Regions from separate parts of the Homo sapiens genome. Here region 1 is linked to region 2. Evidence: read pairs that join two places in POLR2A ChIA-PET (ENCODE). Cell type or tissue: Caco-2. All regions are shown on one strand. Each heading gives the region's core, and the rest is flanking DNA. Links, peaks and the distances in the headings are about the cores only. Region 1 overlaps PPP1CB (protein phosphatase 1 catalytic subunit beta). Region 2 has its middle 42 kb from the start of FOSL2-AS1.

Region 1 (16,119 bases), core at 6,800-14,799, 320 kb before region 2:
GAATTCTAGGTTGTCATTTTTTTTCTTTCAGTGCTTTAAAGAGAACACCATTCTATTGTCTTCTGTCTTCCACAGTTTCAGGTGATAGATCAGCCATCATTCATATTATTGTTCCCTGAAGATAATGAATTTTTTCTTCTGACAGCATTTAACATTTTCTCTTTCTCTTGGATTTCTAGCAGCTATGTTCAATATGGTTTTCTCTCTATTTACCCTGCTTGGAATCACACAGCTTCTTTAATATGTGCTTGGATATCTCTGTTTTGGAAAATTATTAGTCAATATTTCCATCCCATTGTATGTCTATCTCCTCTCTTTCTGGGATTCCTATTATACATGATAGACCTTTCCACTGTCTATCAGCAATACATAAGTCTCTCATGCTTTCTTCTGTACACTTTTTTTTTTCTGTCAGCACTAGATAATTTCTATTGGTTTTTGGTCAATTCAGTTTCATTAGCTTGTCCAAAACAGCATATCCTATTTTGGTGAATGAAATACTGAATTATGGATACAAAATTGTAGAAGTTTTAGATAATACCTTTCTCCAAAGAAGGCTGTTTCCTTTTAGCAGCAGCACAGCAGTAACTCATTTTCCTGAGGGCTGGTCTGTTTTAGTTTTGCCTTCAATCTTAGGCAGTGGTCATGATGGGGCCACAGTGGAAAACTCAGGGTGTAATAAGGCCCCTCTAACTTGGCAGGATTTGAACTTCCATTTTTGCCTCTCTGGCATTAGATACTGAAATGTCTGCTCAGATCTTTAGCTTTTCAGCTACTGTTTTCTGCTGGGTTTCTTCTCTTGCTTATGTGTACCTCTGAAGTCAGTCAATGACTTTAGAGGGACCTGACTGCAGATTTTGAGGTTAGATTTTATGTGGTTCTCTCCTCTCCTGGACTTAAGCTTCAATTGCTTTAGTGGCCCCAAACTTCCACCTTTCTTCCTTAGCCCAGTGAGACCGTCACTTTTTATTTGGGATCTATTTCCCCTATGCCACAAACTAGGAAATGTCTCCAGGGAAAAAAGCCAGGGTGACTGGTGAGCTCACACTATACGCTTCCCTTGTCAAAGATCAAAACCCCTCAACAATTTTCTGTGTTGGCTGCCTCTTCAACAATGGAATGGCTGCCGAGAGGCACACAAAATGTGATTATGCATACACTAGAAATTCAGGTGATTACATTAAAAAAATTGAGGAATGACTTGTCAAGGACTAGACACCATGGCTCCTAATCCCAATTTATTTCACCTGACTTAATCAGTCACACAACTTTGGTGGGAGCACCAAGGTTTCCTGACTTCCAGTAAGGTTATCTTTCTACAATCATGTTTACATTAGGAAAGGCAGAAAAACTACACCAGTATTCAGCAAACTAAGGCCAAGGGGTCAAATCTAGCCCAATGCCAGTGTTTGCATGGCTAGGGGCCTAAGAATAATTTTTTACATTTTTTAAATGATTGCAAAAAAGCAAAACAAAAGAATCCTCTGTGACATATAAAAATTATATGAAACTCAAATTTTGGTGGCCATAAAGTTTAATGAAGCATAGCCACTTATTTATCACTGGACACATTCATGCTACAATGGCAGAGCTGAGCAGTTGTGATGGACTACATATGGTACTCTCATCACTTCACACTGCTTTTCGGTGCATCACAAATTATACAGATGCAGTTACAACCTGGCAGCGTCATGGGTGTCACGATTATTGCTGTACTGCAACATTTTATTTACTTTTACTACCAGTGCATACTCATCATGTCAAAGCAAAAAAAGTGAACTTTGAATGTTGTGTTTTTAAGACACAATAAAGTGTGGATTATGTTATTTAATTGGGTGCTAAGGCATTGTAGTCATTATGTAGCTGTGCTAAAAAAAAAACCACAACATATACTGATGTTACCAGATGGAGCACTCACCACAGCATTCCCAATTCATAGTAAAGCAATGGTAAGGGAACTTTTTAAAAAATTAAAATGAAATCTCATCACAGCAGAATTTCTTCACAAAAATAAAAATGAGTCTGCAACTCAAGTTTCCAAGTGGCCCATTTGTTAGCCAAGTTAAGTCATTTATCAATGGTGGGTTAATTAAATTGTATCTGATTGGAAAAGCTGAAGAACTATGTATTTTTTGAGACAATAAACTTTTTTTTTTTTTTGAGATGGAGTCTTGCTCTGTTGCCCAGGCTGGACTGCAGTGGTGTGATCTCGGCTCACTGCAAGCTCTGCCTCCCTGGTTCACGCGATTCTCCTGCCTCAGCCTCCCAAGTAGCTGGGACCACAGGTGCCCGCCACCACGCCCGGCTAATTTTTTGTATTTTTAGTAGAGACGGGGTTTCACCATGTTAGCCAGGATGATCTCAATCTCCTGACCTCGTGATCTGCCTGCCTTGGCCTCCCAAAGTGCTGGGATTACAGGCGTGAGCCACCACCCCAGCTGAGACAATAAACTTTTAAACGCCATTAGCCTTTCTGTAAAAACGGTGCTTGAAGAGTTGAGAACACTGGGAGCAAAATTAGTAAACAATTAAAAAACAAGCCAAATGGTTCTGAGTGGTGTTCCTTGGCTCTCGATGACAGGTATTACCAATACTTGTTATTTGGGGAGCCAATCCTCATTCGAAGTGACTGAAAAGTTACCCTCTATAAATAATCTATGTGGAACAACTAGAGGCAAGAATATTCTCAAAGCAGCTGAGAAAAACTATTTTAGTACAACCTGAAGTGTAATCTGCTAAGATATGTCACAACTGATGATGGTAAAGTAGAAAAATACTTAGTTGGACTATTTTACAAAGTCTGAGAAAATGTAGGATGTTTGAAGTCTGGTGCAGTTTTTTTGTGGAAAAATATCTTAATCAGGTATTACTGAACCACAGGCATCAATGGTCAACTTCATTTGCTCTAATGAACTTAACCACTGTCAGTTACATGACTATTTGTTAGTAATAAAAGCTGAATATCCTCATTTGGCCAACCACACAGGATTTTGATGGCTTAGCAGTGACAGCTTTATTGTAATTTATTTGCATTCAGGGCTGATACTGAATTTTTTCTAAACAAGAACCACCACCCTCAATCACTATTACCAAACACAGAAGAGTTTTAGAAATTAAATTTTGCGGCAGATCTAGTAATTTTTCCCCTTTTAATTCGAGGTAGCCTCTATTCTACAAAATAGAATGAAAGCTCCCCTAAATGTTTTCTAATAAATTCAGCCTAAAATTATAAGGCAAAAAAATATATGAGAAACTTCCATTGTGGTAAGTCATTCTGACAACTAATACTGTCTGAATTAAAGCAAGTTGCTTTATTTTTTAATTTTTTACTTTTTGAGATGTGGTCTTGCTTTATTGCCCAGGCCAGAGTGCAGTGGTGTAATGAGGCTCACTACAGCCTACTGGCTCAAGACATTCTCCTGCCTCAGCCTCCCAAGTAGCTGGGACTATAGGCACATGCCACCACACCTGGCTAATTTAATTTTCTATAAAGACAAGGTCTCACTATGTTGCCCAGGCAGGTCTCAAACTGCTGAACTCAAGTGATCCTCCTGCCTCCGCCTCCCAAAGTGCTGGGATTAAAGGCGCGAGCCACCATACCCAGTCAGCAAACTGCTTTATACATAACCCGTGCTGCCAAGTTAAGACAAGTGAGATCTTCATTCCCACACAATTTTGCAGCAGATACATTTTTTCAAACTCAAACTAGCATTCTTCAAACCTTGACTCAAGCGCAAAAAAAATTTCCATATATCAAAATCCATTTAACTGTGCAGCCGAGGAGCTTCCACCTAACCCTCTACTGGAAGTGATTAATCTGCAATGTAATGACATGCTGAAAGGCAAGTATCAGGAGAATTCTATAAATGCTTTCCAAGTGATGAATATGCAGTATGTCCCTGTGTAAAAAGACATCTTCTAAGATGAAATACATAGAATCTCACTACAGATCAGCATCAAGAGATGACCACTTGCAATCAGTTTTGATGACAGAGAACATTAACTTTGAATCTCAATTAAGCAAAATGTGTATCCTCTCCCAAAAGAATTCTGTCCTTTACTCAACCATTATATTTCACATTTTATATCAGTGTAAAAACTTTTCCATTGCAGGTTTGTCTTTCCAACGCACATATCCAAGGGTATGTGATATATATGTGTCTGTGTGTTGTGTGTATACTAAATTTTACTTTTCACTAACCTTATGCTACTTTCCCCAGCAAGTTCTTACTTATCATTACCTCTCTAAAACAGAAAAGATGGCAAGAAAAAAGCACTAATTCCAACACCTATGCACGGTGTCTCATAAATTTTTTTTTTTTGAGACAGGGTCTCTCTGTCACCCAGGCTGGAGTATAATGGCATGATCTTGGCTCACTGAAACCTCCACCTCCTGGCTTCAGGTGAATCTCCTACCTCAATCTACTGGGTAGGTGGGATTACAGGTGTGTGCCACCATGCCCAGCTAATTTTTTGTATTTTTAGTAGAGACGGGGTTTCGCCATGTGCCCAGGCTCGAACTCCTGACCTCAAGTGATCCACTCGCCTTGGCCTCATAAAATCTTAGTAATCTTCACTGACCACTGGTATTCTAACTCTTACTCAACCCCCACCCCCAAGATTACATACTAATTAATGGCAGTTAAATCTAGACATCCTAATTTTTTCCTAGCATTTTCTCCATATTTAGCACAAAAGCCTGCTTTTAAGCAACAAAAAGGCAGAAAAATAAAAATTCTACAATTGGCTAAAATGTGGAGTCTCTCTTTTTTTTTTTTTTTGAGATGGAGTCTCGCCCTGTTGCCTAGGCTCGAGTGCAGTGGCACAATCTCAGCTCACTGCAAGCTCTGCCTCCCGGGTTCACGCCATTCTCCTGCCTCAGCCTCCCGAGTAGCTGGGATTATAGGTGGGTGCTACTATGCCCAGCTAATTTTTTGTATTTTAAGTAGAGACGGGATTTCAGCATGTTAGCTAGGATGGTCTCGATCTCCTGACCTCGTGATCCGCCTGCCTCGGCCTCCCAAAGTGCTGGGATTACAGGCGTGAGCCACCACGTCCAGCCCCCTTTGCTTTTTCATTCTTTCTCTCTTGCTTTTCTTCTCCCTCTCCCACTCTGTCTTCCTTTCCTCCCCATCTTTCTCTATGCACACAACACACACACGGTTTTAAGTGAAAAAAAATTAGGCAGCTGCTGTACTTCCCTCTCATCTTAGGACTGCCTGTTAACAATAATTAATGTGGGCCGGGCATGGTGGCTCATGCCTGTAATCCCAGCATTCTGGGAGGCTAAGGTGGGCGGATCAGGAGGTCAGTTCAAGACCAGCCTGACCAACATGCTGAAACCCCGTCTCTACTAAAAATACGAAAATAAGCCAGGTGTGGTGGCGCGCACCTGTAATCCCAGATTACTCGGGAGGCTGAGGCAGGAGAATCGCTTCAACCCGGGAGGCAGAGGTTGCAGTGAGCTGAGATGGTGCCACTGCACTCCAGCCTGGGTGACAAAGTGAGACTCCGTCTCAAAACAAAAGAATAACTAACGTGGATTCAGAGACCAAAATGGCCTTTAGTGGCTCTGTATAGTACCACAAATTGTCTGTAATATTGTGTATATGTAAAAATATTTTTCTGAGAAGGCCCATGGCTTTCATGAATTCACAAAGCATAAGTAAAAAGTCATTTCAGGTACATTGGTAAACAAATAGCAAGTATAATGAGAAAAGAGTGAAGAAGAAAAGTGACAGATATAGGTGAGGGCTAGACATTTCAGGAATAAAGGACTTTTTTTTTTTCCACTGCACTGACATCTGCTTTGATAATACAAAAGCAAGGATGGGTAAAACTGTTAAGTGTCTCAGTACACACCAAGTCAGTGGCACCAAACCCCACTGGTAGTCAGTCACTGTGTTGTTCATTGCAACACACATGCAGTGAAACACAAAAAAGGCAGCTTCATGTATGCCCTTTGGTAAAGCAGTACAAATGATCAATTTTATTAAACTTCAATCTTTGAATACATCTCTTTAATAATCTACATGATAAAATGGAAATGCCCACAAAGCACTCCTGCTCCATCCCAAAGTACAATGGTTGTCGCAAAGGAAAGCACTCCTGTGACTGTTTTAGTTCCAAGCAGACCTAGACACTTTTTTTCACTAAACACTTTTACTGGAAAGTATTAACTGACAAACTATGGTTATTCAGACTTAGATATTCAACAGATACACGTGAACATGAACAAAGTGACCCTGTCATTTCAAGGAAAACAACTGACAGTACTTGTTGCCAATGATAAAATTCAAGCTTTCAAGTTACAAACTAAAATTCTAGAAACCTTGTAATCAGCACCATGAATCTGACAGCTTCTCCATAATTAAGGACTCTTCTGATGAGATCTTGTAACATTAACAAATGTCATTTCTGGATACTGTATTAGATAATAAGCTGTTTCAACATCTGGACATCTGCATAACTCAGCTGAATCAATATTATCCAAATGAACAACGCGTATTATAAAGTCATGTGTAAGATCCATTTAAAGTACAAGAAAGATCAATGGATTTTAATGTAAGAGAACATAAAAATTCATGGATATAATTTCAGATTCCACATCTCTTTTAAAATTCACCTTTAAAAAACCACCACTTGCTGATTTTTGGTATAAACATCAGAGAATACCCACAATTATCTAGAACAGCTATTAAACTACTCCTCCTTTTTCTAACTACGTATCTGTAGGACTACAGACTTTCTTCATATTCAACTAAAACAAGGTATCAAAAGACTGAAACAAAACAGAGATGTGAATTCAGCTGTCTTCTGTTAAAAAGACATTAGATTTGCATAAAATGATGGCACTTCTCACATTTTTGCTTTAGAAAAGTTATCTTCATAAAAAACATTTATGCTAAAATGTAATATGTTGCTACTTAAAGAACAGATATTTATTTATTTATTTAGAGACACAGTCTCACTCTGTCGCCCAGGCTGGAGTGCAGTGGCGCAATCTCAGCTCACTGCAACCTCTGCCTCCCAGATTCAAGCAATTCTTGTGCCTCAGCCTCCCAAGTAGCTGGGAATACAGGCATGTGACATCACGCCCAGCTAACTTTTTTATATTTTTAGGAGATGGGGTTTCACCATGTTGCCCAGGCTGGTCTTGAACTCCTGGCCTCAAGCAATTCCACCCGCCTCGGCCTCCCAAAGTGCTGAGATTACACGTGTGAGCTACCATGCCCGGCCGAGAACAGAAATTTTTAAATTCTCAGTTTTAACTTCTAATGCAATATTGTTAAATACCTCACATAAATAAAAGCTCGTTTTCAATTCTTTACATATATGGAGAATTTGAGTGTAAGAGGGTCTCAAGACTCAAAGTTTAAGATACACTGCCCTATAGTTCCTGGCCAAAAGCAAGCATACAACAGTGTTAAATCACTTTTCACCATTTTATCCTACCTAGAAATACCTTTCCCTCTCAGCACCAACACTGATATGTCAAACCAGATTATAAACGCTGAATAATGGGAATAGTAAAGAAACTGTTATACGTACTTACATACAAGAATAGTGGTTATATGCAATAAACAGAAAGTGGAGGAAACAGTATCTGTCACATACTTACAAGAAAGCCTTCTCAAAATTAGTATGGGGAAGTTCCAGGACTCAGTGGCACAAAGAGCTCTCTGTTAGTATTTCCTAGCTCAGGTTTGTACTAAGCAATAATGACGGCTAACATTTTCTGACCTTTAATGTGTCAAGAATTGTTTGAAGGCACTTACTATCATATATGCAGAAGAAACTGGGGCTGAAATACACCCAGAATCTGTGTCGTTAATCATTATATAAGATGGCATCCCAATGTATCAATACTTATTAATATTTGAGTAAACACTTAACTGAGTAAACATCTGATTATCATTCAGGATTCACATAATTCTAGTAGTTGGGAGTCCGAAATTCACAAAAGCTATTCCTTTCTGTCATCTAAAATCAGACCTCACTCTTTCTCACTGACAGGTTTGCAAGTTTCTCCCCCTCAGAAGTCTGGTCTCGGCCGGGCGCGGTGGCTCACCCCAGTAATCCCAGCAATTTGGGAGGCCAAGGTGGGCAAATCACAAGGTCAGGTGTTCGAGATTTAGTGAAATCCCATCTCTACTACTAAAAATACAGAAAATTAGCTGGGCATGGTGGCAGGCGCCTGTAATCCCAGCTACTCAGGAGGCTGAGGCAGGAGAATCGCTAGAACCCAGGAGGCGGAGGCTGCAGTGAGCCGAGACTGCACCACTGCACTCCAGCCTGGACAACAGTGTGAGACTCCATCTCGGAAAAAAGAAAAGGTCTGGTCTTTTTGTCTCGCTAGTTTGGCTCAAGTATTTGATAGTAATTTAAATAAAACGCTCAATTCAAACCACATTGAGGAAACATACAAGTACCTATAAAGATTCCTTCTTAATTTACTATTTAAAGTTTTAAAATACGTGATTACAACTGCTAGATATGACATTAGTGAAAGCTATGTAACACCCAATATACCTAACCTTTTATTATGAAAACTTAGATTTTGATTTCTCCAAATCTTGAGAATGAGAGGTAGGACTAGGGGGAAGGTTAAAATGGTGTCAGACAAGTCCAGTTATGCATCATTTACCAAAGGGAAACTTCCTGAGAGATGCACAGTGAGGTGATTTTGTTGTTGTGCAAACATCACAGAGTGGACTTACACAAACCTAGATGGTATAGTCTATTGCTCTTAGGCTACAAAGCATGATGCACAGTATGTTACTGTACTGAATACTGCAGGCTACTGTAACACAATGTGCTTGTATATCTAAACATATCTAAACACAGAAAAGGCACAATGTATATACAGTAATAAAGATAAAAATATTTTTCTTTCTTCAAGAATAAATTAACCTTTGCTTACTTAACATTTTTTACTTTAGAAACTTAAAAAAATTTTTAAACATTTTGAATTTTCTAGTAACGATTAGCTTAAAACAAAAGCATATCATACAGCTGTACAATATTTTCTTTATATCCTTATCCTATTAAGCCTTTTCCTATTTTTAAAAATATTTTTCACTTTTTAAACTTTTGTTAAAAACTAAGCCATATACACACACATTAGCCTAGGCCTACAGAGTCAGGATCATCAGTAACACTATATTCCGCCTCCACATCTTCACTGGAAGGTCTTCAGGGGCAGTAACATGCATGGAGCCATCACCTCCCAGGATAACGAAGCTTTTTTTCCTGGAATGCCACCTGAAGGACATGCCTGAGTCGGTTTTAACTAGTTTTTTAAAATAAGAATATATTCCAGGGCCCTGCGTAGTGACTCAAGCCTGTAATCCCAACACTTTGGGAGGCCGAGGCAGGCGGATCACCTGAGGTCGGGAGATCAATACCATCCTGGCTAACACGGTGAAACCCCGTCTCTACTAAAAATACAAAAAATTAGCCAGGTGTGGTGGTGCACGCCTATAATCCCAGCTACTCAGGAGGCTGAGGCAGGAGAATCACTTGAACCTGAGAGGCAGAGGTTGTGGTGAACTGAGATCGCGTCACTGCACTCCAGCCTGGGCAACAAGAGCGAAACTCTGTCTCAAAAAAAAGAAAAAAAAAAGGTAAATATATAACATAGCTGTTTATTACCATTATCAAGTATTATGTACTCTATATAATTGTGTTATACTTTTTTTTTTTTTTTTTTTTTTTTTTGGAGATGCAGTCTCACTCTTTCGCCCAGGCTGGAGAGCAGTGGTGCAATCTTTGCTCACTGCAACCTCCACCTCCCAGGTTCAAGTGATTCTCCTGCCTCAGCCTCCTGAGTAACTGGGATTACAGGCATATGCATGCCACCAAGCCCAGCTAATTTTTGTATTTTTAGTAGAGATGGGGTTTCACCATGTTGGCCAGGCTGGTCTCGAACTCCTGACCTCAAGTGGTCCACCTGCCTTGGCCTCCCAAAGTGCTGGGACTACAGGCATGAGCCACCACGCGTGGCCTGTTGTACTTTTACACAACTGGCAGTGCAATAGGTTTACACCAGCACTACCACAAACAAGAGTAATGCATTGCACTATGACATTATGCCTATGATGTCACTAAGTGACAGGAATTTCTCAGTTCCATTCTAATCTTACAGGACCACTAACTACCTTACATGAAGTCCACTGTTGACCAAAACATCATTTGACAGAACATATGACTATACTCAAACCAAGAAAGTGTTTTGGTCACCTTGCAACTGACCAGATGGGAACTTCTGTTACTTAGGGATATTCTGATTAACATTCTTAGAATAAAATTCCTTTATGGTGAAATATGCTATGTTAAAACCTCCCAATTATGCAAGGGTGGGCATGCATCAAAAAGCAAACGCTATTCCCTCTGGGATATGCACATATCATCAATATCTCCACTTGTCTTTGCACAGATGCAGGTAAATTTGGCAAGGGAGGGTTCTGAGGCCAGTGATGTTCACGAAGGTTATACATACTCTCACAAATCACTGTGCTCCACATGTGAATAGTGCAGAGGCAGAATAAAGGACAACTGCCCCCGCCCTTTTTCCTACTGTATGACAAGTACCCATCTAGACCAAGGACTGACTTCCTCTATCAAATCAGGAAAAAACTGGCTACTGGTTATTTATACTTGAATAAGCCTTGAAATGGCTATTTAAAGCTGCTAGAAGCAGTGGCTGCTGCCTAAGGGTATCAATCTGTATCCAATCACAAATCCTAGAAGACTCCACTGGGAATCCCCATCTACCACACCACTGCTAAACCTACTGACATTTACAAACTATTTCTTCCCCTTGCCTCCCTATATGCCACCAACATTCGAGAATAACCTTTCAGAAATACATAACAGAATTTAAGTCAGTATTTCTAAGAATCTTAACATTCCTTCATACCTGTATTACTTTACCTGTTAGAAATGTTTGAAAATGGGGCTGGGTGCCTGTAATCCCAGAACTCTGAGACTGGCCTGGGCAACAAAGTAAGATTCTGTGTCTACCAATTTTTTTTAATTAGTGGTGCATGCCTGTGGTCCCAGCTACTTGTGAGGCTGAGGTAGAAGGATCACTTGAGCCCAGAAGGTTGAGGCTGCAGGTGAGCCATGTTCATGCCACTGCACTCCAACCGGGTGACAGAGCCAGACCCTGCCTCCAAAAAAAAAAAAAATTAATTAAAAAAAATTAAAAATGCATGGCATTGGAATGTATACTCTTTTAAAAGTAATAAACGTGGAGAATAAGGAAGAAAAAGACCTACTAGATGCAACTATCTTCCCCACTAATCCTGACTCTTAATGTGGCTTTGTCTCTAGACTCAATTTAAATAATGTATTAAATCCCAACGAATCTTCATCTTGGATTTAGATATTTACCAGAAAAGCTCCAGGTCTGCATTCAGATAGCAAAATAAAAACACCTCTGGGCTACTTCTTCAAACTGTCAGTTTCCCTTACTTGCTGAACTTAATTCAGAGAAAACAAACACCTAATCTCTGAATCAGTTAAAAAATATGCCACGACCTTATGTCTCCTCTAGTATCTCATCCAGAAGAATCAAGGAGATAAAATATTCCTCGGGTGATCTCCCCCACTCCCCAACATGCTCTTTTTTCTAACAAGTCTAGCTGCACATCCACACAAAACACCTTCCCTACAGAAGTGGAGGTTGTCGGCAACAACTGACACTTCTTTCCAACCACCTAACCTTTAGGTTGCTGGGTCAGAATTAAACAATTTAATCAGTAAAGAGGCCTTAAACAACCTGGCAGCTCATCAAAAAGTTAAACATAGGGCTACCATATGACCTAGAAATCTCACTCCCAGCTATATACCCAACGGAATTGAAAGTATATGCCCACAAAAAAAAACTTCTACACAAATGTTGATAGCAGCACTACAAGTATTCACAATAGCCGAAAGAAAACAAAATGTCCATCAACTGATGAATGAATTAAAAATGTGGTGTATACATACAATGGAATATTATTCAGCCATAAAAGGAATAAAGTACTGATACATACTACAACAAAGATGAATGTTAAAAACATTAAAAGAAACCAGTCACAAAAGACAACATATTGTATGATTTCACTTGCATGAAACGTCCAGAATAGGCAAATCTAAGAGACAAAAAAAAGTAGATTAGTGGGGGCCGGGAGGGAATGGAGAGAAATGGGGTGTCTGCTACCGGGAACAGGGTTTTTTGGGGGGTATATGTGTTTGAAAATATTATACAGTTCACTGTGGTGATGGCTGCACAACTCTATAGTATACTAAAAATCATATCCTCTAAATAGGCAAACTGTATGGTATGTGAATTATATCTGGATAAAGCTGTCATTTTAAAATGGAGGGCTTTAATATGCTTTCATTAATCGATTTCATTTTTCAAATCCATTCATTTTTTTTAACCTTCAAAAGGACACTACAGGCTGGGCGCAGCACCTCGCACCTGTAATCCCAACACTTTGGGAAGCCAAGGCTGGAGGATTGCTTGAGCACAAGGGTTCAAGACCAGACTGGGCAACCAACATAGGGAGACCCCGTCTCTACCAAAATAAAAAAAATTAGCCAGCCAAGGTGTCATGTGCCTGTGGTCCCATCCACTAGGGAGGTTGAGGCAGAAGGATCGATTGAGACCAGGAAGTCGAGGCTGCAGTGAGCCATGATCAAGCCACTGCATTCCAGCCTGTCTTGAATAGGAAAAGTTAAAAGTGTAGTCTGTCAGCCTAACTAAATCTTAAGAGTACTATACCTGTTTCACAAGAAAGAAAAGGGAGATACGCACTAAGAGATCACAAGCAGTGTCACAAATTCAGACATCTGACAGGTCAAAGTTAAATGAAAAATGAATTTAAAAAACAAAACAGGTACAAACACATCCCACGATTTTCATAAAACTGTAAGTGGGCCAAAAATGTAACACAATCACATTTTGCTATGGAACTTTACACAGTGCTAATATTCTACAACTCATATTGTAATAGTCAAGTTCAGCTTCGTGGTAATATGTTAAAAAATACTTTAAGAAAAACTTTTCTATCACACAGCAAATCGCTTTTCGGTATTTTTGAAGACATTTCAATGACAAGGGAAAATGTTCATGATGTAATACTACATGAAAAATTAACTCATAAAGCTATGTAAAGAATATTCTAATGATGTAAAGCATGTGAATTTTACAAAGTATGTTAAGTATCTTTAAACAAAAATATATCAAAATTTCAACAACGGTTATCTCTGGATTGTGGAATTACAGGGGACTTCTTGAAAGAATGCTGCCCTTTCATAATCAGGAAAAAGCAAATTCTAAACAGTTTCATATTATCACATATATGACACATAATAGACATACTATATCAACTGGCACATCCCAGTTTTTAAATACCTGGATCAAGACTGTGGTTGGGAACAGAGCTGGCACTCTTATTCACCCAGCAGCAGTTTTCCATACTAACCTCCTCCCAAATGCATTAGATTCTACTCATTCCACTTCACTTCCTCCAAAATAAACTTAGCACTTATAGTTTGAATGAAGTTCCCCAGATGATTCTGCTATACTCCCATTTCCCACCCCTCTTTGAGAACCACTCATCTAAGTAAGAAGCTTTTACCGGATTTTCCAGAATACTCATACAAACTAGCTTCAATTTAAATGATCAAAACACTATGGTAAGCCACAAGAATGTGGCCAACAGGGTCACTACAGGGGATAAAGTAGAAGTCTTTGGTTTTTAGTTCTAAGCAAAAGTTAATCCAAGAAAACATACCGAAAGAATATGCACCGTCCAAATAATAAAATCAATATTTCTGTTTTACATTAAATGGCATGTTTGTATTAAAATGACCTAAAGGACTCTTTGAAAATATCATATCAAGGTCAGGCGCGGTGGCACATGCCTGTAATCCCAGCACTTTGGGAGGCCGAGGCGGGTGGATCACTTGAGGATGGAAAGTTCGAGACCAGCCAGGCCAACATGGTGAAACTACTAAAAATACAAAATTAGCCGGGGCGTGGTGGCATGCTGTAGTCCCAGCTACTTGGGAAGCTGAGGCAGAATAATCGCTTGGACCTGCAGGGGCAGAGGTTGCAGTGAGCCAACATCACCCCACCGCACTCCAGCCTGGGTGACAAGCGCAAAACTCCGTCTCAAAAAAACAAAAAACAAAAAAAACTTATCAATAATACGCCCACCTAAAAAAGAAAAACAAAAAGCAACTCATAAAATGTAGTCACCAGAAGTGTGTATAGCTGATCTGCGATTTAATACAGTAAAAAAGAAAAAACAATCAGGAATATGTTGTGGGGCTACAATCAGCATTTTAAAATGAGATCAGGTCCTGCTGAATGTTTTCCCCTAATGCAGAGAAATTCTTGCCAAATTTTTACTTACACGTTCATTTGACACTAAAAACACTAACCATAGTTATTCTTGCTAGGCAGCTTTACAAAATATCACTAACTAGCATCTAATATCACTGAAAATCCAGGTGGACAAAATTTTCTTTGAAGATTAAAAATAATTATTTACTAGAAAATTCAAGTCTGCTCTGGACAAGTCTTTCAACAGGTCTGGATCTGGGAAGGAGCTGAAAAACCTAGAATATTTAAGAATCCCTTGGGGGCACTGTCAAACTAAATATGCTTCTGTAGGATGAAGAAGTACTGATAGAATGTGTGCTGAACATAGGACAGAGAGGAGGCTGAAAAAGCCTGAAAGACACTTGTTTAGACTGGGAGCTCCTTGAGTGAAGAGACTGTGTCTTATCTTAGGATTGCTGGTGCCTGGCAAGGAGGAGGTCAACTTGTTAACGCTTGCTAAATTAAGAGAGAAACGTATCTGGACTACAATTCTTACCCGCCCCCCCCCCGCCCCCCCAAAAAAGGAAAACAGATTGTACAAACCAAATATTTAATTTGAATTCACAAAAACAAATGGAATCACTTATTTTTCCCCCAGTGTCTTTTCTAGTAACCTTGCACAACCCACTCGTGAAGTTTAAGTACCTGTAATCATATAAAGGTGCGTCTAATTTAAAAGGATACAAACATTTTAAAACATAAATCTGTTTTATGCCTACAAAATATATGGAAAATGAAATAAAATATAAATAAATTGAGATACAAACATATTTTTAAAATATTTAAATTTACAAGCAAAGTTTAAAATATATAAAAATATGCCGGGCGCGATGGCTCACGCCTGTAATCCCAGCCCTTTGGGAGGCTGAAGCGGGTGGATCACGAGGTCAGGAGTTCAAGACCAGCCAGGCCAAGATGGTGAAACCTCCGTCTCTACAAAAATACAAAAAAAATTAGCCGGGCATGATGGCGGGGTGCCTGTAATCCCAGCTACTCAGGAGGCTGAGGCGGAAGAATCGCTCGAACCCGGGAGGCGGAGGTTGCAGTGAGCTGAGACCGTGCCATTGCACTCCAGCCTGGGCGACAGAGTGAGACTCCGTCTCAAAAAATAAAAATAAAAAAAAAATAAAAAGGAGTAGGCCTCTACTTCCCAAATGTAAACAAGACATACACATTTTTAAATTAACTGTATTTCCCTCATAAAACAGTTACAAAATACAATTATTTTCAAAGCAAATTTCTCAAAGACCCAGCAAGATGTTCACATCTGAAACAAAGTCTTAGGTAGTGAACACTGACTGCAGGCACCAGGGGGCCTCCCAGGAATAACTTGATAGTAAAGGAAAAGGTAAATAAGAGTTCCTGGTAAAACTTTTGCTTCCTATTCAGTCTTAAGACTGCTGGATGGCTTTCACATCTGGAGCAAATACACAGTATTTAGTTACAGAACAGGTACTCACAGAACTTGGGTTTGAGATACCGACACATACTTTGAGAAAAAGGAATTACCCCTCCCCCATTACAATATTCTTTGATGATTTTCCAAATATAAGTACATACTGCTTCACTCTAGCAATTATCTTAAGGTAATTTGAAAGCAAACAGTACATATGCAATCGCTGGACGGCGGCTAACAAAGAGGCCTCTAAATTGTTTAAAAAGGATTAAAGGCTTTTCTACACACTCACAAAACAATTATTGATGACGAAAACTTTAGGGTAGAGGGACTGTTT
Region 2 (16,119 bases), core at 4,570-12,569:
CAAGATATAGGGGTGCGGAGCTGCTCTCTAATTCCCTCCCGTTCTTCTCTCTCCTCCCCACCTAGGGGATTTTTCTCTAGTCTTAGAAGGGTGGTTGGCTGGAAGCGGGAGTGGGAGCTGCTCTCTATCATCTGTTTTCTCCAAACTTTGTGACTCTGTTCCTTTTAGGACTTGGGCTTTGAAACCAAAGCCAGAAAGGCACCCCTTTTTTCTGCCTTGTATCCTGTTATATCCACTTCCCCCTTGGTAATCAGCTCAGAACTGGTGGTGAAAAGGGCAAAGAATAAATACTGGGAGGAATGGGCTGATATTTCAAAAATATGCTGCACAGGCTGGGCACAGTGGCTCATGCCTGTAATCCCAGCACTTTGGGAGGCCAAAGCGGGTAGATTGCTAGAGCCCGGAAGTTCAAGACCAGCCTGGCAACATGGCGAAACCCCATCTCTAAAAATATACAAAAATTAGCCAGCTACGGTGGTGTGCATCTGTAGTTCCAGCTATTTGGGGTGCTGAGGCAGGAGGATCGTTTGAGCCTTGGAGGTCAAGGCTGCAGTGAGCTATGATCATCCCACTGCACTCCAGCCTGGGCAACAGAGTGGGACCCTGTCTCAACAAAACAAAACAACAAGAACAAAATATGTATATGCAGTACCCCATGGAGCATCCGTCTTCACTACCTGAATTAGAACTTGCTGTAAAGCTATTGTAATCATGACAATAAGATATTGGTGTCAGAATAGACAAGGAGATCAAGGAAACAGAATAGAAAGCCTAGGAGTGAGACCATGTGTATGTGCTCAACTGACTCCCAACAAAGGCACCAATGTGATTCAATGGGGGAAAGGAAAGTCTTTTTAATTTTAAATGATGCTAGAACATCTGGATATTAAAAAATGAGCATTGACCCTTACCTCACATCATACTCAAAAATTATTTTGCACCAGGCACAGTGGCTCATGCCTGTAATCCCAGCATTTGGGGAGGCCAAGGCAGGCGGACCGCTTGAGATCAGGAGTTCAGACCAGCCTGGCCAACATGGCGAGACCCTGTCTCTACAAAAAATACAAAAAATTAGCTGGGCCTGGTGGCATGCACCTGTAGTCCCAGCTACTTGGGAGGCTGAGGTGGGAGGATGGCTTGAGCCCAGGAGGTAGAGATTGCAGTGAGCCCAGAATGCGCCATTGCACTCCAGCCTGGGTAACAGAGCCAGCCAGACCCTGTCTAAAAAAAAAAAAAAAAAAAAAAAATAGATGGATTATAGACCTAAACAAAAAATCTAAAACTATAAAGCTTCTAAAAAAGAACAGAAGAGAGAATTTTCATGACTTTTGGGTAGGCAAAGTTTTCTTAAACAGATCACACACAAAGAAAAACAATCACAAACTATTAAAAAATGAAATAATTTGTAGATTGGACATTATCAATTTTTTGTTGTTTTAAACTCTTTTGTTGGTTTTTATTTGATTTTTTTTTTTTTTTTTTTTGTAGAGATAGGGTCTCCCTGTGTTTCTCATGCTGGCCTGGAACTAACTCCTGGCCTCAAGCCATCTTCCCACCTCAGCCTCCCAAAGTATTGGGATTACAGGTGTGAGCCACCACACCTGGCCATTTTTGTTTTCTTTTTCTTGGAAAGACGTTTTTAAGAAAATAGGCAAGTCAGTCTGTGAAAAAAATATTCACACAAAACATATATCTGACAAAGTTCTGGTATCTAGAATATATAAATACTCACAAATCAAGAATAAAATGATTTTTTAAAGCCTAATAAATAAAAGGGAGCAAAGGACATGAACAGACACGTCACAAAAGAACATTACAAAGGGCCAGTAAACAAATGAAAATTGCTCAGCCTCATTGTGCTTAATCAGGAGATGCAAATTAAAACCACAGCAGTAACATTTCACACCCACTCGAATGGCTAAGCTGAAAATGACCAACAATAGCAAATGCTGGTGAGGACGTGAAGCAACTGTAACACACACTGGTGAGGGCACAAAATGGTACAACCATTTTGGAAAACAGTTTGGCAGATTCTTAGAAAGTTAAACATACACCAACCCTATGATTCACCAATTCCACAACCAAGTATTGCCCCAAGAGAAATAAAAACAGATTTTCACCCAAAAAACAACTTGTCCAAAAATATCCATAGCAGTTTTATTCCTTTATTAGCAAAAATTGGAAATTACCCACATGACCATGAACAGGTAGATAAGTAGATAAATACATTGTGGTTTCTTCATACAATGGAACACTACTGAACAATAAAAATGAACAAACAATGCAACATGGACAAATGTCAACACTGTGTGGAAGAAAGAAGCCAACACAAAAGAGTGCATATGAGATGATTCCAAAAAGGATCTGTGATGATAGAAATCAGAACGTTGGTTGCCTCAGGGTGGGGTTGGAGATTGATGAAGAAGGTAAAAAGGCAACCTAGTGGAGTGAAGCAAATATGCTATATCTTGATTGGAATTGTGGTTGCATGGGTGTACACGTCTGTCAAAACTCAGTGAGTTTTACACTTAAGATCGACGCATCTCAGTGTCTCTAGAGTACACCTCAAAAACAAACAAACAAACAAAAAAACAAATAAAACACACACACACAAAAACAGTTGCCAGGGGCAGAAGAGAGGGGAAAATGGGGAGTTTTTGTTTAATGGGTACAGAGTTTCAGTTTCCTAAGATGAAAAAGCGATTGGTTGCATACAATGTGAATATACTTAATGTGACTGAACTGTACTCTTAAGATGGAAGAGATAGTACATTTTATGTTATGTGTATTTTATTACATTTTAAAAATAAAAAATTTTAAAAAATGCTAGCACATAAAACCTAACAAACCTTACTCGTGAGTATTTAAACACAAACAACTTGATTTCTTTTTTTTTTTTTTTTTTTTTTTTTGAGACGGAGTTTCCCTCTGTCGCCCAGGCTAGAGTGCAGTGGTACGATCTCGGCTCACTGCAACCTCCACCTCCTGGGTTCAAGCGATTCGCCTGCCTCAGCCTCCCGAGTAGCTGGGATTACAAGTGTGCACCACCACATCCAGCTAATTTTTGTACTTTTAGTAGAGACAGGGTTTCACCATGTTGGCCAGGCTGGTCTCGAACTCCTGACCTCAGGTGATCTGCCTACCTTCGCCTCCCAAAGTGTTGGGATTACAGGTGTGAGCCACTGCACCCAGCCAACAACTTGATTTCTTAATACAATATTTATCTAGTTTATTAAAATAAAAGAGGCAAGATAAATCTTTTATATAGTTAACCAGAATAAAATAAAATAAATAAAATAAAATAAAAAACAGGCTGGTGCTCTTGCTCTCAAGACACCACAGTGTCCTGTCCAGTGGCAATTGGTGCCTTCCAGTGGCATCATCACTTTCCATATGGCACCATCATGGGTTTGGAGGGCAGAAGTTCTCCCCTCCAAATGCCTGCATGGCTTGTGCTGCTTACTGGGAGAAAGACGTTCCAGAACTACTTCCTGATGAATTTCTTCCCAAAGAGCCTGGTTTCTTGTGTCTCCATATTGGATCTTTTTCACTTTTTCCCTCCCCCATCCCCACCCCACACCCTGAGCCCAGGCACCTTAGGGAGTCAACAGGTGCCTTTTAAGGTGACTGTGTTCCTCCTGCGTCATGCTGTCTTCCTGCAAACCTGCTTGGTGGAGGGGCCAGCCGGTGGGGACGCTGAACCCTGAAGCTCTTCGGTCCCAGTTGCCCTGAGTCTCCCTGACAAGGATGTTGGTTCTGGCCCGTCCTTCCCTCTGTCCCAGGCAGAGGACAAGGTCTTTCTGGCTGCAGTGCCCAACATCTCACTCTCCTTGCAGACAATTCAGAAAATAAAAAGTGGCATTGGAGGAAGGCACATGGAGGAAATGTCTTTGGGTTGTCCAGAGGTTGAGCTTACTCTCCACCAGAATTGCCGCTAGACCTCTGTCCCCCTCAGCTTGCCCCTGCTCCACTCTACAGCACCCCCAGCTCAGGCCCAAGGTGGTGACTTCTTAAACAGTGGGTATGGAAGGTGGCATTGAAGAAGTGAGTGAGTGCTGAGCCCTGGCCTCTCCGTAGGACTGCCTGGTTCTCAGACTGAGGAACATGTGGACCCTTTTAAACTTTAAAATCTCTGCCCTCCCTGGTCTCCCAGGAGAAGCTAGAAGTTTCAGGAGACCTCACCCATGAGCCCATTTTCTGACAACCTGGCTCCCCACAAGCATGGCAAGTCCCCTAGAGGTTTGTATGGACGAAAAGGAGAGGCCTTATCCACTGCGCCCAGGGCTCAGCCCTGCTTCAGGCGTGTGTTGTCTGTAGCGGGCAGAGGGAAGGGGGCAGGTGGGGGAAGCGTCATGAGTCTGGCTCCCGACACCTGTCCAGGGCCTCAGCCCGCTGGCCTGGACTCTGTTGCTAACACCCGTGCGGCCGTTGCCCGCCCTGCCACCTGTGAAAGTAAAGCGGGGCTCAGGGGAGGGCCTAGCTCAGGGCGTTCTACGCTGAGTTCCTCAGCACTGATGGGGGCTCTCCATTGTCCCCTCTGGCTCTGCCAGTCCAGGAACCCTGATGGAGCAGGGCTGGGGGCCCAAGACTGAGTATGGCCACCCCCTCCGGCAGGTGGGCTGACTCCAAGGCCTGCTGTGTGGCAGAGGAGTGTGGAGGGTGGTGGCGTGGGGGTGGCAGCTGTCAGGCCCAGGTGAGAGGAAGGCAAACAGAAAGGGATATATCCTCCAAAGCAGTGAATCACGAGCCACGACATTCATTAACTCGGCCTAATTAAGAAACAAACATGACGGCCACTGGTGCTGGGCAATTTGTTAACATCCAGTCCTCCTGGTCCCCCTGCCCCCGCTGATGAGGCCCTCTGCCTCCTCCTCAGTCCGAAGAGTGCCCTGGAGAGTCAGCACTGGGGCACTGACAGATGCTCCTGGCCTGTGGGATGGGGAAGGAGGGCTGATGCTCATGATGTATCTCCCTCGTGTCAGGTCCAGACTTTCATGAGGGTCACATCCGTGGGTCCTCACAAGCCCCTGAGAGGTGGGATTCATGGTTCCCAATTTGGAGATGGGGAATTTGAGGCTCAGAAAGCGGGGTGAACTTGCCCAAGGTCTCACACTAAGTGACGTCACTCTTTTCGTCACAATAGATAGTTGTCTTACTTGCAAGACTGAAAATACTTTTAGATTTTCTATTCTGACCTCCCAACTCATGGCTGTCCCCTCCCTAACAATATAACTTCCAGCTCCTTCCAGCAGCCCCCTCCACTGAGTCAGTCTTGAAGGGCATGGTGCAAGAATGCTTTCCAGAACAGGGAAGGTAGGATTTTAATTTTTCTGAAATAAATAGGAAAAATAGGGATAAGAATAGCAATGACAGTGTATTGCAGAGGCAGACGGAAGGGAAGGCTTAGCATATCATGTGCAACAGCCTGCAGGAGGCCATTTTGTCCGGAGCACAGTGAGTGGCTTAGATGGGAGCGGTGAGGGAGGGAGGGGTTGGGGGCACTGAAGAGGTGTACATTTCATTCCAAGGGCATTTTCAGCCGAGGAGATGGTGGCCACCTGCTGCCCTGTGAAGGCTGGATGAGTGATGGCCGGGGGGGCAGGTCCGCAGCGTCAGGGGCTCACATAAGAGATCTGAACTCGAGCTAGATGGGATGTTGTGTTGACAAGAGATCTTTCAAGAATGGCTTGACCTTTCTGTATCCCACGAGTCAACCACAGTGATCTGCAAAGCTATCTCATGAAGGAAATGACTGCGTGAATTTTAGCCCATGCTCTCACTGCGGCCTGGGCGATTATGATATTGGACAGAGATACTAGAGGAACACCCTCCATGCTGGGTCCCACCCAACTCTGCAGTCTGGTGTTTCCAGATTCTCCCTCTGTGCTGTTAGACCTGTGCGGCATCCATCTGGAATGCGAGGATACATCCTTCCAACCTCTCTTCTTCTTAGGCCCACCTGCCCTTGTCCTCGCTACAGCTTTCCCATTAAGGCGTCTGATGACCACAATGTTTCTAAGCTGGAAACCTCCCAACTAACAGCAGGACCCAGAATGCAAGTCTCCAGGGGCACAAAGAGGTACTTCAACAACAGGATGACCCACCCCCAACTACCAACCAAACTACGCTCTGCTGCAAGGCAGGAGACCGGCTTCTCTCAAATACAGCAAAGGCTGTCCCAGATACACAGTGACACACAGACAGTGCCTTGAGTTCGCCTGGTCATTACTTGGAGGATTGATTTGGTCCAAAACTCCTCGAGCTGCCAGGGATCCTAGTTAACAGCCCCATGCATGAAAACCAAGCAGGCCTGGAATTCCACCCTCCTGTCAACAAGCCCAGGAGAGGAAACCAGCGGCTGGGATGCACTTGTGTTTGCCCTGAGAGCAGGGAGCTCCTCCTCCACAGACCAGGCATGGAGGACGGCCCTGGTGGGGCCACCTGCCCATAATCCCCAAGTGACTCTGGAAGATTCCTCCTTTTGAAAATCATGGGGAAGGGGTTACCTGTTATGATTTTGGCATTCTGCCTTCTTTGTGACTGGTGGAAATCCTACAGACTTGCACCAACTTTCCTAAGACAATAGACTTCGGGGTTTAAAACATGTTAACACAATGTCTTTGAAACATTTAGAAATATCTTCACCACTCCCACCAACGTTGAGCATTTGTTTTTAAAAAATAAACACATGGCAAGAATGCCGTGCAGCACGCCAACGCGCAGGGGGCTGTTGTGCAAGCCACCCGCCCACGTGGTGGGTAGGAACCTGCCCACAGCTGTCGCCCTGCTCCTAACAACTCCTCCGGGCACACCCTGCTCATTAGGCCCAGGCCACGCCTGGCCGCCCAGACTCCTGGTTTAACCAGAATGCCAGGGGCGGGTGGGTGGGCGGCTCCTTGAACCCTGAACAATGGGCTATGAAAGAATGAATCTAGGCCCAGGCCTCGGGCCCAAGAGCTGGGCGCTGGCCCTCGGGATCCTCCCACAGCCAAGCCAAGGTTGGGCCTGTGGATCCTGCAGAAGGGGCCAGGGAGCAGCAAGGGGCCCCCAGAGGGAGCTGGCTGAGCTCTAGGCAGTAAAATTAGACTCCGTCTAGAGACTGCCTCGTTCAGTGGAAGGCTGAGCTGCAGCAGACATTATCTCACTCCTGCTCAATGTCCCCTCAGGCAGGTAAGGGATGAGGCTTGTTCCTGCTTTATAGCTGGGAGCCCAGGCAGAGAGGACAGGGCAGTTGGAGATGGAGAGAGAGGAGGCTGCCAGGCATAGCCCAGCACCTTCCCCACACCTGGGCAGAGGACCCTGCCGGCCTGTGCGGCTGCCCGCCTCCCCCCACCCCCACCCTGGGATCCACGCTGCCACCTCGGGGTGGGCCTGTGCCCTGCCTGAAACAAGCTGCCTGCCCCCCACCTTAGCTCACACCACCCACCCCCAGAAAATCCAGACCTCGCTCTCCTTCCTCCTCAGGGGCTGCCGCACTACCTGCCCGCTCCAAGGCCCTTTGGCAGGATGCCCTTTGTTTGCAGCACTCCCACCCTCGGGGCACCGTGTGGCATGAGGAAGCACAGGCTGCCTGGCCCATCCCTGCCTGGGAGGACATCTCACGAGTGCTTCTGCTAAGTCAGGATGAACCGGATTGGGGTTGGGCAGGTGGCAACACGCTGCTATTTATGGAGGCTCCTGCCCTTCCTGCTCCTGTGATTCCAGGAGGGCGAGGGCTGCGGCCATCCCCACCCGGTCACGGGACTCGGCCCATCCAGAGAGCCAGGCTAGAGCCACGACCGCAGGCTTGAAGGCTAGGAGTCTGCACAGAGAGACCACGAGAAGCAGCAGGCTGCAGGGGAGAGCCCTGGCTCAGACAGGAGACTCCAGGGGAACCAGCTAGCCCGGCCTCTGCCCACTCCTGGGGCCTCATCTGTTCAATGAGGGGGTTGGATTAAAAGAGATCCTCTCACTTCAGAGTTCCTCCACTGTCATTAGTCTGGGTTCCCCGACTCCCGATCCCTCCATTGCTCCTCTCATTAAAGTCCATTCTAATTAGGGGATTAGAATTCACCTCTGTCTAAATTAAAGGCTGGGCAGGGAGTGATGGCGGGCCGCAATGAACAGAGGTTGTGCAGGTGCAGATCTGGGCTGGCAGCCCTGGGGCACCTGAGAGGGGAGGAGAACAGAAGGCCCCGTCTGGCTCCACCTGCCTGACCTCCACCCCAAACTTGATCTTGTGGGTTTGGACCTAGAGTCCCCTCACAGAGAGGCCTTATGTGGGCCAGGGGTCACGCAGGATGAACAGGTCTGAGCCCTGCACTGGGGAACCCCGGGGTACCAGGAAACATCCACAAGGCTTGAAGAAGAATCCAAAGTCCTCCTAAAACCAACTCTGCTCCAGACATTCACCCACCAGCAAGACTTGGGACAAAGAAATTCCAAGCTCCAAACTCCACAAGCTCCTTCACTTACCATTTAGACTGGTTAATCATTTGTAGACTGTGTTTTGGTTTATAAGGTATTTTCCCATAAGTGATGTCATCCGATCCTCATAAAAAGACAATAGATATTTCTCCATTTCATAGATGAGAAAACTAAAGCTCAGGGAGTTTCAGCAGCTTGCTTACAAGATCCCAACTGGGAAGTAGAAAGAAACAGGCCTGCTAGTCTGGAGGTCAGATTCCAAGTACAGCATTCTCTTCAGAGCATGGAGTCCCTCTCTCCAGGCCCTAGGGACCCAGAAAAGCTCCACCAGCACCCAGACAGTGGGCTGAGTCCCTCCCAGCTAGCGAGGCTATGTGGTCTACAGTCAAAAGGGCCCAGAGATCCATTCCACTGTTGTCCTGGGCCCACATGTGGGCCCACAGAGAAGGATGGCCTCTCTGTAGTGGGTCAGAAACTCAGGGAAAACCTTCCCTAAAGTGTGAAATGACTGAATTTATATCCTCCTGCTAAACCCCGCACTGTTTCCTCATAAAGAAACAGAGCTGTTAGCTGTCTTCAAATACGGTCACCTGTGGCGACCAAGCAGGAAACAGATGGGATGGCATAAGGAAGGACCAGGGTAAGAACGAACCCTCCTGCCTCAAGAATTGCCAGGTATGTTACTTTGGAAGGTGGTAAGCTCCCCATCACTGGGGGAGTTCAAGCAAAGCCTGGGTAACCATTCTGTCCTAGGAATGTTATAGAGGAAATTCAACCACTGGATAGTTGAGTGGGAAGAATGGGGTGAAAGATATTCACACTTCTTTATGCCAGGGGTGCCACTTATTTGCCAAGAGCCCATGATCTGAAACAGGAACTATTTCAGCTTCTATTCAGACTCCTGATGCCCTTCTATGGGGCATGTTTAATCAGGATGGAGTTGTCAGAGTGTCTCTACCTTCTGCTGTTAACGACTGGAATGGAGTTGGGAGAAGGAGTCAAGAAGCAGGGTGTGTGTGTGTGTGTGTGTGTGTGTGTGTGTGTGTGTGTGTGTGTGTACATGTGTGTGTTAGTCCTTGGGCCACAGCAAGCCAAAAGGCTGACACAGGAAGGAACTTCTGGAGCTCCACACTCTGAGGGCTGAGCGCTTTGAAGCCTTCACTCTCTGCTCTCCCTGAAAAACAATTTGGACATTCCCATTGATTTGGGCGGCCAGCCAGAGACCTGCCTGGGCCCCATCGGCAGCTGTCCTCTTCATCACAGTAAACAAAATGAGTTGTGAGGTGGGTGGAGGCAAGCCCTGTCTTGGCCATGTGTTCTGGCCGGCCACCTGCATCCAGGAGACAGTTGGCAGGTCACTGGCCATCTCTCCTTTGCAGCTGGACTGGACAGATCTTTCATGCTGGGAGGAGTTCTCTTGGGACATCTGAGTACCCGAATCTGGAACCTGGAATTTCAGGTGCAGGGATTTGATAGTAGCATCCCAGCAATGTAATAGGGACACCCCAAGCTTTCTAGGATCCCCCAGGCAGTGAGGCTCCTGCCCCCGTGGCAACAGCGCTCTGTGCATACTTCTCAGAACTGAGAGCTTTTTGTGGCTTGGACACCCCAAGCTACTAAAGTTGGCCACAGTTTCCTGAGGGTGAGAAAATGGACCAGAACATCCCCTACCTCCAGAAAGCCTCCCAGGGCTGTGCTCGGTTGGTGAATAGAGAGTGACACCTTCCCTTTCCCCAGCCCTCTGCACGCCCCCACCTCCCACTTGGTTTTCAGTTTTCCTCTGGAGGCATTCACTGCCAGTCGGGGTTGCAGGGGGAGCATGACCGAACTCCAGCCTCGGCCCAGCCTCTCCCATGTTCTTCTAGGACTAGTACTAACTGTTCCCACTCATTCCTTCCTTCAATAAATGCTGACTCATGCACCTGCAAACCAAAAAGAACAGAAAACTACCTCATAGAAAAGTGGGCAAAGGATATGAACAGGCAATTCCCAGACTTGGCGTGACCACTTACTTGCTGTATAAATTTCAGCAACTAACTCAAACACTCTGTGCTTCACTTTTCTTATCTATTCTATTTTAGTGGGTTATTGTGGACACTGAATGATGTAATCCACATGTTGTGGGCTGAATTGTGGACGCTCCTGCTCCAAATTCATGTATTGAAATCTTAACCCCCAGTACTTCAGAATGTGATAGTATTTAGAGACAGGACCTAAGCAAGGTGAATATGTTAAACTGTATTAGGGTGGGCCCTAATACATCCTAACTGTGTCCTTATAAAAGGAGAGGAAGAGACATTAGGGTGCCCACAAACGGAGGGACAACTATGGGAAGAGGCAGCAAGAAAGCTGCCATCTGCAAGCCAAGGAGTGGGGCCCCAGGATCAACCAACCCTGACAGCACCTTGATCTTGGACTTCCAGCCTCCAGCACTCTGCACGGATACATTTCTGTTGTTTAAGCCTCTGGTCTATGGTGTTTTGTTGTGGCAGCCTTAGTAGATTAATACACCACATAAAGCACTAGAACAGTATCTGGCATACAATACGCAATAAATGCTAACTACTACCACCATCAACATTCTTTCCCTCCATTGTATACTCACACTGTATTAGTTTCTGATTGCTGCTATAACAAGTTACCACAGCTGTACCAGCTTAAACACAAGTTTATTACCTTATGGTTCTAGGAGATCCTAGAACCATAAATGTGTGCTGTTTACATAAGTCAAGAGTCTCCTTGGGCTAAAATAAAGGTATCTGCAGTGCTGCATTTCTTCTGGAGGCTCCAGGGGAGAGTCCATTTCTTGCCTTTTTCAGCTTCCAGAGGCTGCCTGCATTCCTTGGCTTATGGGCGCTTCCTCCGTCTTCAAAGTCAACAGTATAGCATCTTCAAATTTTTCTCTGGCCCTCCTGCCTCTCTAAGGATCCACAGGATTATATCAGACCCTCCCTGATTATCAGGGTAACTTTCCCATCTTAAGAGCCTTAATTCAGTGACATCTGCGAGGGTACTTTTGTCATTTAGGATAACATATTCAAAGATTTGGGGGATTAGGATGTGTACATATTTGGGGAAGCATTACTCTGTCACACACACAATGTATTATAAAGTGAGAAAAGCAAGCTGTAGGACAAATGCATATAGATCGATCTTGTTTATGTAAAAAAAATCAAATAAATTTCTACAGAGAAAATAAATACAGACAGAATGAAACTGACAAAACTATTAACCATGGCATTTTCTGGGGCTTCACACTGTGCATTTAAAAACATTTTTTATAACATGCGTCTTGTTCATTAATTATTTTTACGATTTTTAAAAATTTTTGGTAAGTAATCCAAAGAAAAAAAGAAGACACATGTACTCATCTTTGTGGGGCCCCGGCTAGAGTCATCAAATAAATCGCCAGTACCAAAAGCTCTCCGTAAGTATTCTAGGCAGTGTGGGCAGAGCACTGTGGCCACTGGGGCAGGAGCCGCCCACTGCCTGGGGCACCCTGGAAGGCTTTGGAGGAAGTGACACTTCTGCTGAGTTCTTCCGGAGAAGAAGGAGTTCTCCAGGTAGAGGGAAGGGAGAAAAGTATTGCAGATGACCACGGCTCAAAAGGAGTCTGCCCTTTATCTGGCAGTGTAGGTGATGTGGAGTAGAGGCTGGAGGTAGGAATCTGCCACTTGACCATGGCCAGCCACGTGGAGAGATAAAGGCAAAGGGAAGGGAAGCTCCTACCTGGAGCCGCAGGCTGCCAGGCCCCAAGCTGAGCGGTTTTGTAGGCATTTCCTCACTGGGTATAAATGAACCTTGGCTGTATGATTTATGGGAGGAGAGAGGGTCCGGAATGGATGAGAAGCATGAGAAAAGGAGGCAGGGGCTTGGGGCAGGGTCTACCGTTAGAGCAGCAGATGCAGGCTGGGAGGGGTAGGGCCAGAGCTGGAGGAACACCCTCCCCACGCTATCCCCAGACACTTCTGGGCTTCTTATGGCCCCATCCACCAGTTCTGCCCCAAGGCAGGTCTAAGTTCCAGAAAAGACTTAGGCAGCCTAATAGGACTTGGGGCCAAGGGAGCTTCCCAGGGACCCTGACCCTGGACCTGGTGCCTAAGGGTCGACAAGTGATCTCCAAGAGGTGCCCCAGGCAAGTGGCCACAGACCTGGCCCAGGTCATCCTGGCAGCAAGGTGCTCTGCATAAAATCCTTGAAGGGTATGGTATCCAAGCCAGGGCCAGGCGTGGGTTAGGTGGGGGTGCTGGGCCCGCTGGTGGGGAAAGCAGGCTGAGGGACTTCAACCAGTGGCCATCCACCTCATGAGCTTGTCCTGACTTGGAGAGACAGCACATGTCTTGAGGATGCAGCTGCAGATATAACAGATCTGTCTGTGGCAGAGAGAGATGGTGGGGTGAGCGGGATTGGATTAGGGGGTACCATCTGCAGGGTGCCAATGGCATGCTGGCTCCCATGATGGGCTCAGATCTCTGTTCTGTCAGTCTCAAGCTGTGTGCCCTTGGACCAGCTATTTAGCCCCTTCCTCGATTTTCCCATCTCTAAAGTGAGGGTAATGATAGTGTCTACTACATAGGCTGCTGTGTGTTAAGTGCATAGAACAGCTGGCGCATGGTGAGGCTGCTTCGGTGCTAGTGGCAATTCCTTGTGGCCCCTTCAGGGATCTCCCAGCTGCGCCTGGCAGGCAAGGGCCCCTTCAGGGTTTCCACACTACCCAGTGCCACTCTCAACCAGTCACCCTCTTACACCTGCTCCCAGGGCCCATGTGTGGCCTACTGCCCAGGGAGGAAAGGAGTGCTGGCTCTGGGGTGGTGGTTATGAGGCTGGGGGCTCTGAAATGCCAGAAGCACGGCCCCTGGTGTGAGAGGAGAGGACAGGAGGAGGTGGGGTTCCAGAGTAGCAGAGACACTAAACAGGGAGATCCTCCCAGGGCTGAGCCGAGCACACCTGCTGGTCACCAAATGCCCAGGGTTGGGCATCAGAGACAGCCTCATATGGGCCAGAGCTCCTTAGCTCTGTGTCACAATGCCGAGGTGTCTTTCATTATCTCAGGGGCCATTGTGAAAACATCTGTGTGCCAGGAAGCCCTGCTGAGAAGGTGGAAGTAGGCGTCACAAAGTCAGAAATACTGATGGGTTTGGTTCCACTCTGGAGAGGCAGGTTGTAGGGGATGGATCTGGATACTGATTCTGGCTGCAGGACCAGCATGCCAGGGCCTTCAGAATCCTCCAATGGCTCATGGAGATGGACAGGTATGCTGACCCACTCGGGAGCACAGCTACCTCCCACAGGAAGGACCCTCTCCCAGGAAGAGGGCAGGGGATCAGTGCAGAGCAGCTCAACAAAACCTCCACAGTTTGCCTGGCAAGTGGTGCATTAGTGGCTGAGCTGGAAGCAGTGGCAGCCTGTGGTGTTCTAATGCCATTGTCAAAAGGTGTAGAGAGGCAGCACTTAGGGCGTGAGGTGCAGACTATCAGTTCATCTGACCTGTTAAGGATTCTCAGAAAAGCCCCGACTTAGGAAGGGGTGGAAATCGTGACCCCGGAGGAAGCCCAGGCCTGCAGCTAGCTACTGTGTGGCCTTGGACAAATTGCTTCAACTCTCTGGGTTTACCCTTCCTCTTGTTATAATAAGGACAACGACTACATAATGATAGCATTAACCACCCTGCAGCACTTACTATATTTGAGTGACTTTAGCACATTATCTCATGTAATCCTTATGACAACCCTATGAAATAGATATTATTATCCTCATTTTGCAGATGAGAAAATGAAAGTTCAAGGAGGTTAAGTAACGTGTTCAAGGTCACTCAACAAATAAGGACTTTAAACCCTGGAATGGCCAGTTCCAAAGCACCTGCTAAAACTCCCAGCTGGGATCCCTCTGGGCCAGTTATGTGCTCCATCCTCAGCATGAAAAATTGAGAGAGGTTGCCTAGGTTCCTTTGCACTCCACCTCACCGCTGCTTGAGGGCTTGGGCTCTCAGCTTTGTGCACAGGGGATAGGCAGAGATGGCCCTAGTCCACCATCAGGCCCTGCATGACATGGAGCAGTAGGAGCCCTGTGGCCTCCACAACCCACACTGTTGCTTGCTCTTGCAGGCTCCAGAGGTCTTTTGACTTGTCTAAGAAGGGCTACTGATTGTCATCTATTTCTCACATCTCAGCAATAGCATGCTGGCTTGAGTTTAAACTGAGCCCTCCTTTGCAAAAGCTTAGTCCATACATTCTTCACACAGCAACTTCCTAATCATCCATTTAATAAAACAATAACTCCTATGAAAACCTCTACAAAGGGCCTTTTTGTCCAAGGCTCATTTAATGCTCACAGCCAACCAGCAGGGGATATTACTATTTTCATCATTTTGGTGGTCAACCGAGGCAGAAAGGTGACCAACAGCAGGCACTGCAGAGTCCTCTGTGGCTCCTCGATGACCAGATGGGTAGCCTTGGACAAGTCACCCATTTGTCGGAGCCTGTTTTTTTCTCATGTATAACCTGGAGGTAATTGTGGGGACTAAAAACAGAGTGGGTGTGCAATGCTTTGCACTGCTGCAGAGTAAGCACTCAAAACCAACAGCTTTTATTTTCTCTTTTTCAGGTCCGATTTTTTTTTTTTTTTTTTTTTTTTTGAGACAGGGTCGTACTCTGTTGCCCAGGCTGGGTGCAGTGGTGCCAAATCCCAGTTCACAGCAGCCTTGATCTCTCAGGCTCAAGTGATCCTCCTGCCTCAGCCTCCCGAGTAGCTAGTATTACAAGTGGCACATCAGCATACCTGGCTAACTTTTTAAATTTTTTTATAAAGATGGGGTCCCACCATATTGCCCAGGCTGGTCTCAAACCAACTTTTAAAAATAGCCTTTATTTTTTAGAGTGGTTTTAGGTTCACAGCAAAATTAAGCAGAAAGTACAGAGTGATCCCAGATACTCCCTGCCCACACACGTGCATAGGGTCCTCCACTGTCAACAGCTCCAACCAGAGTGGTGCATTTCTTTCCATCAATGAACCTGCACTGACTTATCATTATCACCTGGATTCCACAGTTTACACTAGGATTCCCTCACTTACAGACATGCAGTTAAGTTTTTTCCATGTCTTTTTGTGGTTTCATGGCTCATATTTTTTTTTTTTTGTAGCACTGAATACTGAATAGTATTCCATTGTCTGGATATACCCCAGTTTATTTATTCAGCATCTACTGAGGGTCATCCTTGTAGCGTCTAAGTTTTAGCAATTGTGAATAAAGCTGCTATAAAATTGGTGTGCAGGTTTCTGTGTGGATGTACATTTTCAGTTCCTTTGGGTAAATACCAAGGAGCATAATTGCTGAGTCGCCTGGTAACAATATGTTTAATTTTGTGAAAAACCACCAAACTGTCTTCCAAAGTATTTGTTCTGTTTTGCATTCCCACTGGCAATGAATGAAACTTTATTTTATTTTATTTTTTGAGACAGGATTTTGCTTTGTCATCCAGACTGGGGTGCAGTGGCCCAAACATGGCTCACTGCGGCCTCAATCTCCTGGGCCCAAGTGATCCTCCTGCCTCTGTCCCCCAAGTAGCTGGGACTACAGGCACACACCACCATGCTCTGCTATTTTTTGTATTTTTTGTAGAGATGGGTTTTTGCCATGTTGCCCAGGCTGCTCTCAAACTCCTGAGCTCAACGATCTGGCAGCCTTGGCCTCCCAAAATGCTGGGATTACAGGTG

What was found. ChIA-PET counts read pairs that join two places held together with the same protein. Peaks named below come from ENCODE experiments on the same cell type or tissue, not always from the same donor. Only the 100,000 strongest peaks of a DNase experiment are listed, where the experiment ranks them.
Region 1: POLR2A ChIA-PET joins it to region 2 with 5 read pairs; 3 of 35 experiments call an interaction of 5 or more read pairs at or near these places.

Annotation. Positions count from the first base shown.
Region 1 is chr2:28,753,122-28,769,240 of GRCh38, reverse strand. The region is part of intron 1 of PPP1CB (protein phosphatase 1 catalytic subunit beta); the gene reads right to left. Among named protein-coding and RNA genes, the nearest start is that of PPP1CB, 9.4 kb to the right of the region's middle. RefSeq lists a silencer at 13,854-14,067. In Caco-2, for the core only: no CTCF peak of the experiment used is centred there; no DNase peak of the experiment used is centred there.
Region 2 is chr2:28,428,328-28,444,446 of GRCh38, reverse strand. No RefSeq gene overlaps it. Among named protein-coding and RNA genes, the nearest start is that of FOSL2-AS1, 42 kb to the right of the region's middle. RefSeq lists an enhancer at 4,066-4,565. In Caco-2, for the core only: no CTCF peak of the experiment used is centred there; DNase peaks (open chromatin) are centred at 7,574 and 8,262.